3 separate regions of the Homo sapiens genome follow, and regions 1 and 3 are each linked to region 2. The links are chromatin contacts, found by Hi-C or POLR2A ChIA-PET in ENCODE. All regions are on one chromosome and are shown on one strand. The core of a region is the stretch at or near the end of the contact, and the rest is flanking DNA. Distances in the headings are between cores, read along the strand shown. Region 1 holds the start of LINC01392 (long intergenic non-protein coding RNA 1392). Region 2 holds the start of MDFIC (MyoD family inhibitor domain containing). Region 3 has its middle 170 kb from the start of SNORA25B.

Region 1 (3,971 bases), core at 983-3,482, 310 kb before region 2:
AGGTCTTGAACTCCTGACCTCAGGTGATACACCTGCCTTGGCCTCCCAAAGTGCTGGGATTATAGGCATGAGCCACCATGCCCGTCCTACAGGAGATAATTTTTAAATGAACTGATCAGTTTGACTGAAAAGGACTGTGATCCACAATGCTTCAGTCCTCAGGGAGGAAGGACAGTTTTGACAGATGCAAATGTCACCAATAAGATTAAAGCAAAAACAATGTGGTCCCTTCACCAACTGCTCCATCCTGTTTCTACCTGGACAGTGGAGATGCTGTACGGTCAGCTAATGAGGCACTTTTTGCAGGTAGAATTGTTCAAGTTGCCCTTCTGAAAGGTCAGTGCTAGGTAGCAGTAAGTAGTCCCTGGCTTTCTCCTTTAGTCACATTTAAATTTTACTTGGCTCATAGCATGCAAGTAATAACTCTAGTCTTTATATTTACATAACATCCTTGTAAATAATGAAAATCAGCATGCAATACTCTCAGGTGAACCATGTTTTTAAATAAATGAAAATTGAAAATAGATTTCATTTCTCACTCAAATGATTGCTGTAGTCTAGTACCTTATTATATCACCAGCATTATTGGAGCCAGAGGGGTATTATCTAGTGTAAAAATTTCAAGCTCACAATCAAGAAATTTGTGTTCTATTCCTACACCAGGCAGCAAAGACGACAACACTATGGGACATTTACTGAAAGACACTATTCTAAGTACTTCACATGTATTATATAATGTGCACAAAATCCCTGTGAGCTAATTCATTTTATTATTTCCATTTTACATAGGAAGTAACTGGGACACAGAGCAGGTAAACAACCCACCCAAAATCATGCATTGCTGAGTAGCAGAACTCAGGATTCAATTAGGACACTCTGACTCCATCACTTCCCATACACAGAAGCTGAGGTGACTTTTAAAATATATGTGTAGCGTAAACAACAACCAACCAGAATAGATGCTAGTCTTGGCTCAGGAATAGAGCCCAAGAAAAAACTCGTGCAAAGATATTAACAATTTCTGAAGTAAGGAGAAGAAGCGACAATCCCCGTGTGGGACCAGAGCAGCAGGAAAAGACAGACAGACATTTGGCAGGGTCTGCAGCAACAGCTACCTACTAATCTATACAGAAATTTCTCAGTATTTCAATAAGAAATACAGCCATATTGGTGACACAAAGTGAATATCAACCCTATGATATGTGCACCCCAAATTAATTTACCAACACAGATTCCAATAAGAACCTAGCAACAAATAGAAATAACAGTCATATTCAGGCAATTCCTTTTAGTTTCACTGACTGCCTCTTTTTGGCCTCAAGCACATGGGAATGTGTTCATTTGCAACGTCAAAGTTGTTATCATCTTAAGAAGGTGACTGATCATATGTGAAACACAAGATGGTATGTCAGGATCTGAATTCGTTCTAATACCTTTTAAAAAAAAGTATATAGCTGGAGAATATATTACGTGAACCCTATTTAGAAAATTCCAAGATCTTTTAAAAATATCTGAACTTTGATAAAATCACAAAGGAATAAAAGACATGCTCAGGAATGACTCATAGTAGCACAAAAGATATTTAGCTATATAAGAAAGTTTCATGTTTGAAGAATATTCACTTCTTTCCACTGATCAATGGAGAAAAATGTGCATTCATTTGCTGAGAGCAGAATATGCCCCCAAACAGCAAACCAGGTTTTATATAAGTCACTTTTCATGTTAGCTAAGATTGTGTCAATCATTTAATGGGTTTTAGCTTAGGGATAAATTTTAAGCTGTTATTTTTCTGGTGAAGCCAGCAATAGGAAAATGTATGCTGAGGGAAGGAAAGAAACTGGAAAATTCAGCTAACTTAATAGAAATCTAACATTTGCTATTGCGTTGAATAATTACGTTTTTCAGATCCCTTTGAAGATGAAAGGTTTTGTATTAAACTTTTTTATTACCAGGCTATCATGAAAAAACAAATCCCTACAATGTCTGTGCATTTCTTGTTTTAAAATACGCAAGTGATCTGTTGCCTATCTTTATAACAGTGGTTTCTGTTCCAAAGAGCCTTAATCTGGAAAATATATGACATAAACTTAAACAACTGAGAATATTTAAAAATGAGCTATTCAAAAAAACATGCTATTGATACTGTTAGACGTTATGGTAGTTTGTCCACTTAACAAAGAGAAAGGCAGTGTTATGTTGGGTATAGCTATGGTAACTTAGGCAGATGACTCACTCAAAGCCTTTGTTACACTATTTATGACTCACACTTAGTAATGCTCACCCAATTACCTTTCCTAGTATATCTTCATCTTGTTAAAGTGTATGAGAACTGCTTTGGAGAGTCTAATAAGTCCAAATGAGCATTAAAAAGGAGAGAGAGTAGGAGAAGTATCTCTTGAGAAAGGTGAGTCCTTCCTATAAACTCTGGGTTTTATTATGGGCTTGCAAGCAGTACTAGAATCTGGTGTAACACATGATGACCAGATCTACTTTGTATTCAGGGAAGTCAATGAGTTCTCTAAGTGGCATGAAGCTAAGTACACCCACATAGTTTCTGAGTACATCAGTTCTTCAGTGTACATTAAGCCTTTCCAGATTTATCCACAGAGGTTGGCTGTTTGCCAGAATTCAGATTCTGTTCTGTTGTGCAGTGGGCTGAGTATTCCCAGGTGCCAGCAGAGTTTTATGCCTAGTCCTTATTTACAGTTTTTCTTAGAATTGCTTTGAAGTGTGAACAATCAAGTTGCAGCATGCTGTAAAGTTCTTTCCACATGAGCCCTTTATTTCATTTTCTGTTACAGCTCTGAAGCCTTCTCAAAACAGAAGTATTTATCTACAACTATTAAAATGCATTTGGGATGATAAATTCCTTATAAATACTTTTACATAATTTTATTCTCTTTATGAATAAGACAAAAATATAAACAGCCAATTGTATTCTTTCTCTACTACTTCTCCTCAAAAGGAGTAGTATTTAGCAAGGTGTTTGACTATTAATTATTAAAATGTATAAAATATTCTGTGGCTTAATAATACCTACAAGATGGGGCTTGCAAACACCTTGTGTATAATCACAATTGCGTATTATTTGGAATTCCTAACAAAGCTTCTAATACTGATATGATAACTAATTTGTAGCACTAAATATCACCTTTTTGGAAAGGAAGTACCTATAATAGCCTGCACACAAACCATGCCTAACATCCTTTTTCCTAACCACTATCATTTTCAGATATTCCAAACTAAATGCAGATTTTTTGTTTCCAAGCTCTATATTACCTTAAGATCAAAAGCTCTGACTTGAATTGTGTGCAAGGAGGCCAAAAAGCAGCCCAGTTCCCCAGTACTCTTTCCAAACACCACTCGGAGGTGACCAAAGGCTCAGCATCTGTGGACAGCCATTTGGAAAGCCTAGTGGGGTGAAACAGATAGCCCCAGCAAAAAAAATGGAAATAAGGGGCTCCCCTAGAAGCCGGGTAATGAATAAATTTTTCAAATTTATAAAGAACTTGGCATTTCCATTTAAAAGATGCTTTATGCTAGATACATTTTATCTTTTTTAACCCTGGATTTTGTGCTTGTTTGCCAAAAAATCACAGTCTACGTTGTGAGAATAGTACTCAAAAATAGAAGTGGTCTAGTAAGTGGTGGAGACCAGTGAGTTGCATAACCACATCAAAGGGTTGCACCTCTGTGTTATGCTCTTCCAATTTGCAGCTCTAACAAACTTTGATTTATGGTGCCAAGAGGGCCCTGTGTGGATGACTTCTGCTCCTTTCAGAACTTTTAATCTTTATTTTTAAATGTCACAATTCTAAATGATTTTTTCGGAGTTAGCCCCAGATAAATGATTCCTGGGAAGACCGCGGCGATGATCCTGAGCCCACTTGCACTTGTGGTTGATGGCACATTAAGCAATAATGCTGATAACGTGCTGCAATCAGTACCTATAGCATTTTCACCTGACCTCA
Region 2 (3,659 bases), core at 598-3,097:
GTATATGCTAGGTTTTTGAGCACTGGAAAAATTACTTAGTTCTGATATATCAGTGACAGAATTCTTTAGCTCAAAACCATCCTTAGAGTAAAATGCATTAGAAGTTTAAGAACCTTCCTCTCTGTCACCAATGGAAACCTAAAGTATATTGCCTTCAAGAGAAGAAAGGTTCAACTCGTTTAGAAGCTTGTTATGGAAGTTTCCCAGACACAAGAGTATTTTATAGGCTGTGTGTGTTTACACTTTGGAAGAACACAAAGAAGCTAATTCATTCTTGGAAAGTGTTTCTTATAAACCTTGTTTATTTATTTCAAAACAAACCAGTTATTGAAAACAAGCATAAGCCATTCCAAAGCTACTGGTCACAGAAACCTGAATTATCAACCGGGTGGTAGAGGAGCCAACAAGAAACAGAAAGATGAAATGGAGTAAGTGCACGCTTGTTCAGAGAGCTGCGGCAGTCCTGGATCTGCTGAAGAGACCTAGAGGAGAAGCGCTTCAGAACCTACACATTGAGTCTTAGGCCCAAACATGCATATGCTTAAGAAAGAAGCAATCCTGTCATCCTGTTTCTTCGCAACCAAAGGAAGGGGGAGTGGAGGGACCAACGGTTCCCGCCCTCTTACCCGGTTGTTGATCTAGGGCAAGGATCCTGAAGAACTTGCCTGAGTAACGCGAACTGTGCAAAAGTTCTCAACTACGAGTGGGAGCCCCTCCTCACAGCACTCCCCCCACCCCTATCTGTGCACTTGTGAGCAAACTGAAAAATGCAACAATGACAAAGAAGCTTGCCACTTGCAAGCGCGCACTCACCCTGGGCTGTGGAGCCCAGCTGGCCGCCGCCCGCCTCGGCCACGCGCTGCGGCCCCACGGGCCCGGGAGCGAGGGCTTCGCCCGCGCCGGACATGGGCCGCTCCGCCGAGCCCGCGCCGCGCCGCTGCCGCCTAGCTCGCCGCCCGGCAGGGCGCACGGAGGAAGGGCTGTGAGGTGCTGGGTGCAGGGAACTGACTGCTTCTGGCGGAAAAATATACAAAATTAAAAAAAAAAATGTTTTTAGAGAAGAGCACACCACCCCTGCGGGACGTTCCCTCCCCCTCCACTTCCCTCCCTCAAACTCCACCCCGGGGAAGTTTTGATTTGAAACTTGCGAAGAAAACTGTTACAGCGCAAGTTGACAGCGGCGGGGTCCCAGGGGTCCGAGGTGGACCCAGCGGGGAGGGGCTGGAAAGAGAGATCGGGTTTGGGAGAACCCCGGGGATGGGGATCAAACCCCTCCTCTTCCCCGCCCGGAGACCACTACCTACCTCCGCATCCCCCCGTAGTCGCTCCAAGCCCCTTCCTCCTCCTCCTCCTCCTCTTCCGCCCCGGAAAGTTAGCGAGCCTCCGGCAGCGGCCGCATTTTCGCCCCGGTGGCCTGACGACGGCGGCGGCCGCCCCTGCGCGTCCTCCCGCCTCCCTCCGGCTCAGCCCAGACGCCGCAGTGGCGGCAACTGCGGCAGCGGTGGCGGCTCTGACTCCGCGCACTCCGCCCCCTCTTTCCAGCCAGCTCACTCCAGCCGGCTCCCCTGCGAGGGGGCCTTCCCCCTCTCTGCCTCTCTTTCCCCTCTTCCACTCCTACAATCCTGAAACACTTCTCCCTCTGTTGCTCTTTTTCATCACATCCGGATCGGGAAGGCCTCGAACTCTTGGCTAGCGGCCCCGATGCTGGGAGCGGCGCGACCCGGGCTCGGCCGCGCGATCCCTCGCGCCCTGCGCTGTCTGGGTCAGGAGGCCAGAGCCGGCCTGGGCTGGCTCGGGCTCCCCACCCGGGCGCTGCGCCCTCCCGGGGCTGGGAAAGGGGAGTGAATGGGCAGGTCCCTGGCTGCCCAGACGTTCCCCCCACCCCGCCCAAAAAGTCACCTCATCCCTTCTCCCTACTCCTGCCCCCAGACCGACGGAGGCTTTGGGAATATCCTGACGAAAACCTTTAGGGTGGACAAGGAAAAACGAAAACACTGTTACAGTATCGAACTTTCCTGGTGGGATAGAGAACGTGTGCGTTTGAAACCTTGACCCCTCGGTTGAACGTTTACTCACTTCATCTCTGGCTCCTAAATTACTCTTTGGTCAAACAGTATTCCTGATGTAAAACCAGTTGCAGTTTGCGCGAATCTGCTGGAGGCATCCAGGCAAACAAGGTTGGCACCCTTGCGGATGCCGTGGTACTGGCCCCAGCCTGGCCTATGGCAAGCTAAATGCCTCACTGGATCAGTGGTATCTGAGGGGAGATAAACTTGTGGTCGGAAGTAAAAAGCTGATCAACTTTCCGTTTATAAATGAGACATTCTGATTGTAGCTTAATCTGATGAGCCGAGGATAGCAAGTGTAAAGTAATTTACAGATATATAGTACTTTAGTGGTATACTCAGATAACTTTTGCTCTTTTATTTCATTGTGAATGAAATGCAGAATTCATTTGTAGAAAGCTAGAACGAACTCATTCTTCGATTCTTTTGGACAAGCGAGGAATCACAGTAACGTTATCAAAACTGAAGAAAATGTGCATTGGATTCACTGTCTTTCTATGTGCATCATTAATAATATCCCAGAAATTTCATTTTTTCAAAAAGCTCATTGGAATTTATTCCAATTGATTACAAAGATTTACTTGTTACCTATGAAGAGACAGTGCATTCTAACTTGATTTCAATGATGGTAAAAAAGCCAGCCTTCGGCCGGGAGCGGTGGCTCACGCCTGTAATCCCAGCACTTTGGGAGGCCGAGGCAGGTGGATCACCTGAGGTCAAGAGTTCGAGACCAGCCTGGCCAACATGGTGAAACCCAATCTCTACTAAAAATACAAATATTAGCTGAGCATTGTGGCGGGCGCCAGTAATTCTAGCTACTGGGAGGCTGAAGCAGGAGAATCGCTTGAACACAGGAGGCAAAGGTTGCAGTGAGAAGAAATTGTGCCATTGCACTCCAGCCTGGGCGACAAGAGCAAGACTCCATTTAAAAAAAAAAAAAAAAAAAAAAAAACAGCCTTCAAAGTTGCTGATGACAGTCATTCAGACCATTCTCCCCAAAAAGACAAATGACATTTTGCCCCATTACACATAACTAACATTTTTTTTTCACTTGGAGATTTCAGAAATGGTATGAAATCAAGTGCATTACCTCTCTTGAAAACTTATCTAGGAGCCTGGACTGTTTGGAATTTGTCTGATGGAAGCAGATCAGTTCTGAAGATGACTTCATCACCACTAGAGAACAAACATTTAGGACGTCTCAGAGTTCACTGCAGCATCATCTGCACTCAAAGGAGTTGTTTACCTGCTCTGGAAAATTCTGTTTTATCCCTGTATCATTCCTTGCCCTATTTTTAAAATTCTCTCACAAAGATGTTAAAGTCCAATAATATAAAGAAGTTACAGCTTTCTTCTAGAAAGTCATAATCAATGATAAGTATTTGTTCATTTAATTTCACACAGTCCTTAATATTGCACACGTGGTGGGTGATTCCATAGATATTCCTTAAATTAAATTTTAAAATCTTTAATGGAGAAGACATAAAATTAAAATAACATTAGGAGCAAATGAGAAGCTGTAGGGTAGCATCACCAAGGTTGTCAAATACTGTACCTCATTCAGCTGTGTGACTTTGGACAGTTAGTCACCCA
Region 3 (4,185 bases), core at 1,069-3,568, 490 kb before region 2:
TACCAGAAAGGACTTATTTTCTTTTAAATTCCAGAAATACCTAGAAAAATAATCCTCAAATGTTAACTAGATGCCATTTTATAGTGGTAGAATTTCAGATAACTTTTATTTTTTTTTTTATGTTTTTCTCTATTTCTTGATTTTTCTGCATGGATGTATGTTACCTTTATAATCAGAATAAAAAGAACATTTCATTTTATTACTTTCATTTTGTAATAGTTTGCAAGAACAAGAACACCAAAAGTTGGAGCTGAGATGTAATTTTAAAGACTGTTAAAGTGCTTTAACAAACAAAAAAGAGTTATTTTGTAATTAGTATAGTTTTATGTCTAATGCAAAATTTTCCATTAAGGTGGTACTTGAAAAGATTTGTTGGGCTTTCATTCTTAAGTAGTGTACCATTTTGTCATATGTATGTTATTAATTTGTATTATTATAATGTACATTTTAATAATAAAAAATAATGTAGGTTTATGTTCTCTGATCAATTTCAGTCATAATTAATATAATTTATCTGCTTTTTTAAAAGGTTTCAGTATTATTTATTTTGGGAACATCTCCTGACCTGAGAAAGATACAAGGAGATAATAATAGCTGTTACTTATTGAGAATTGATAAAATACCAGCCACTGCTCCAAATGCTTTATACATTTTTAAACTCTTTAACCCTCTTAACATCCCCACAAGTGGGTTCAAATATGAGCTCCATTTTATAAATTAAGAAGTGGAAATTTAAAAAGATTAATTATTTCTCTAGGGTCATTATGTTAGTAAACGGCAGAGCTGGAATTCCTTGAATTTGAGCCCAAGCAGAAGACTCTATGCTTACATTTTTATCACCACTACACTATACTGTGGTGACATATACAGTAGAAGTGGTGAATGGGATCTTACGGCCCTTCTCTAAAATTAAATAGCAGAAAATATTGCAAAAAGAAGTTAGAGATGTCCTTCAGAGATCTAAGAAGGCTAAATTGGGCTAACATTTTTCCCAGGGTGTTTTGGATGTGATCCAAACAAAAGGCAAGATGAAGTCTGAAAATTTCTTCCAGATCTATAATTCAGTATCTTGGTTATCAGCTATTTTGACCTGAGGGAAAATTTGGAAATAAATATCTTCTCACACCCTGCCCCCCAGAAACTACTTTTTTAAATTCAACCTTTGTACTCACTTCTCTCATCATTTGTATTTCTAAAAAGCCAGGCTATTTCTCAAGGTCAATTTAGTGAAAAGAACAGTGGAGAGGAATACAGCACCTTCTGATTTTTCTCCAGTAGCCATTTCCTTCTTCCTCAGTGCTAAAACCTCCTACCTGGAGACTACCTAGCCAAACTACATTTCTCTGTCTCTTTTGTAGTTAAATGTGGCAATGTGACTAACTTCTTGCCAAAATAACGTAAGCTGAAGTGAACTTTGCAATTGAAGTCACATCTTTCCACAGGAAGGTACTTACTTTCCATGTCCCTTGTTTTTTGTTTTGTTTTGTACTGTTTTCTGCTACTGGGAAAAAAAATGGATCTAAGTGGAACAGCTGATTTGCATCCGTGTATCAGAATCTTTCATTGAGAATGGCATGGTCAATCTATCTGCCCTGGATCAAGTTCCTCTGAACAGCGAAATGAGAAAAAAAAAAAAAAAATGTCCTTCTATATTATTTGAATTGGGTATTTTGTTGTATCATTTTTACAAAGTAGGTCATATCCTAATTTGAAAATTGGCATCTAAAAGTGGAGTATTGCCATAAGAAACCCCAAAATGTGTTACTGGCTTGGCTAGAAAGCTGGTGGCTCTTGTTATATTGGGGCCAAATCTAATAAAACAGTTAACTATGATAATTTTAGAGGTAGAACACATCTTTATGAGAATTGAAGCTCTAGGGTACATGGCTAGAAAAAAAAGTTAAAATGTCTGTGTATTTTTAGCAGATTCTTTCTCCTTTTAGTAAGTTACTAGGAAAGAGATAGACTTAGTCAATCAGTAGCCAGATTGAAACAGAGATGGAAGGGAAGAAATCCTTTCTAATGGAGCTAATGGGACTCTCTGTCCCATTGATTACAACAGGCGCTGATCTTTGATGATATTTTCTTGCAGGGATATTTTTTCTGTTTTTTGCTTTTGTTTTTGTTTTAATCATAAAATTTGTTTGTTTTAATCATAAAATCACAGTCAGGGGTCAATAAGAAGCCTGCAGCAATGGTCTTTCGAAGTCACGGTTTTATCTGAATTAGAAATAGGCCATTTTGGTTTGAGAGAGGAGACTGGTTGAAAGTTTCATTTTTGCTTCCTCTTCTAACTTGCCAGCTTTGTGGGTAATTTGGTTGTCAAAGAATACATTGCTAGAGAAAAGGGGAAGTGTCAAATTAGCCTAACAAAAGAAATTTAATATCTCTTACACAACAAATCAATGTGTTAAAATTGTAACCAAAGCAAACATCTTACATTACAAAAAAAAAAAAAAAAAACCAAACTATATTGTCTGTGAGTTCAGAAATTTGAAACCTTAAAAGATTTAAAAAAAAAAAAAAAGCCAAATTCCAAATATATCTGAAGCCCAAACAGCAGAAGAGAGCATGGTGGCTGAGAGCCTTTCTAGAGATTGCCATATTAAATTTCCTTCATCAGAAAATTGGAGCAACCCAGCATCTGAGGTCAGTTTAATATTGTCCTCTCATTCAGCTAATGTTACGGATGGTCTAACGGAAGCTGCCATTAAATTGAGATGGGTGGGGAATATTCTGAGCCTAGGAACTAGTACATAAATGAAAGTTTGAAGTTACAAAATCTATAACCAGAGAAGATTCCTTCACTTTGGTTTCTTCACATGTTGCTGACAGGAAGCAAAGTGGTGAAAAGGAAACATTGCTCACCATGGTCTGGCCTGCAAAAGCCTGTGGTACGGAACCTCTAAATTAACCTTTGTTTCCCAAAGTCTATGCCAGCAGTATAAGACTGCAAGGACGTGTTCTTCAACTCCATTTTCATTTGTGGCCACAGAGTAAATTTTACAAGAGGACAAAGACAGAATTACAGAGAACGCTGGACAAAGGAATCATTTCCAAAACCCACAGCAAATAGCTGGGCTAACAGAAAAACTTTCACAGCATGATGTCTTCAGAATTTTCAATCAGCAGGATTTAATGACTTGTGTGTTTTACCTTCTTCCCTCTTTTGAATTTCTAGTTATATTATTCCTACTGCACCATTATATGTAGATTGAGCATGTGGAGGGCATGTGCCTTTTAGTTTATAAGTCACAGGACAATAGGTAGCCACTTCCTGCACTGGAGAGTACTGTGTTTCACCGTGATACATAGACTTTTTGTTGGTTTTAACTCTAGATCTCTTCTGTCAGGAAGGAAAGAGAATGTTGTATGTGTACAATACAGGTGTATATTGATATGTGGATGGTCAGAGGGAGGCACCCTAGAATTGCCTGCTAATCGTCTTCAACATCCATTCTACTCTCCTCCTTAATTAATAGAATCTTTACTGGTAGAACGTGAATGATCAGGTAGAAACTACATTTCCCAGCCATCCTTGAATGTAGGTGAAAGCCTGTGACTAAAATCTGGCCAACAGAACATGATAACTAGATGAGTAAATGTGATATATGCAACATCTGGTCATAGCTGTTAAATGGAAGTTACTCCACCTGTCTGCTGTATAGAGGATGAAGTCAAGTAGATTTTGAACAAGTGGAGCTTTGTTTTAAGTAAAGCTCTCTTGCAGTAGCTTAGCATGTAACCTAAACATTAGTAACTTCTGGCCATATGACTTGAAAGCAAACCATGAACCTTAATGAGCCTGAGTTTCTTTATCTCCTAAAACAAATATTTTTTCTTTCAACTATCCTGATGTTATATGTGATTCCTATATGACAAATATAAGAATTCTGAAAACATTTTACTGTACACAAATTTAATATAATTTTTAATGAATTACAGTTCAAATACTCTAAAAATGATATAGAAACACAAATTATTTATCCACATCTTCTCCAGCATCTGTTGTTTCCTGACTTTTTAATGATTGCTATTCTAACTGGCATGAGATGGTATGTCATTGTGGTTTTGATTTGTGTTTCTCTAATGACCAGTGATGATGAGCTTTTTTTCATATGTTTGATGGCCGCATAAATGTCTTCTTTTGAGAAGTGTCTGTTCATATCCTTCACCCACTTTTTG

What was found. A loop is a pair of places that touch in the nucleus more often than their neighbours do. ChIA-PET counts read pairs that join two places held with the same protein, here RNA polymerase II (POLR2A). Pooled maps may share reads with other maps.
Region 1: a loop to region 2 is called in a map of PC-9, with 2.1 times the contacts of the local background. The contact joins the promoter of LINC01392 here to the promoter of MDFIC in region 2. A Hi-C loop is called at or near these places in 1 of 168 maps with a recorded cell type or tissue (PC-9) and 11 of 50 pooled maps. POLR2A ChIA-PET finds 5 or more read pairs at or near these places in 2 of 52 experiments (CD4-positive, alpha-beta memory T cell and activated CD4-positive, alpha-beta T cell).
Region 3: a loop to region 2 is called in a map of B cell, with 3 times the contacts of the local background. The contact joins the enhancer-like site here to the promoter of MDFIC in region 2. A Hi-C loop is called at or near these places in 1 of 168 maps with a recorded cell type or tissue (B cell), 1 of 37 single-sample maps with no recorded cell type and 5 of 50 pooled maps.

The regions. Positions count from the first base shown.
Region 1 is chr7:115,229,616-115,233,586 of GRCh38, reverse strand. LINC01392 (long intergenic non-protein coding RNA 1392) reads left to right here and starts at 2,232. Exons shown (of 5, transcript NR_126407.1): 1 at 2,232-2,404.
Region 2 is chr7:114,920,282-114,923,940 of GRCh38, reverse strand. It overlaps MDFIC (MyoD family inhibitor domain containing), which reads right to left and starts at 1,847. Exons shown (of 5, transcript NM_001166345.3): 1 at 1,305-1,847; 2 at 814-1,014. The coding sequence starts at 907. RefSeq lists silencers at 828-967, 1,198-1,377, 1,388-1,437, 1,768-1,907.
Region 3 is chr7:115,409,329-115,413,513 of GRCh38, reverse strand. No RefSeq gene overlaps it. Among named protein-coding and RNA genes, the nearest start is that of SNORA25B, 170 kb to the left of the region's middle. Within about 2 kb of position 2,318, at least 3 of the 41 ENCODE cell types and tissues checked have a DNase peak (open chromatin) inside an H3K27ac peak, as active enhancers do; they include B cell, where a contact is called at or near this core.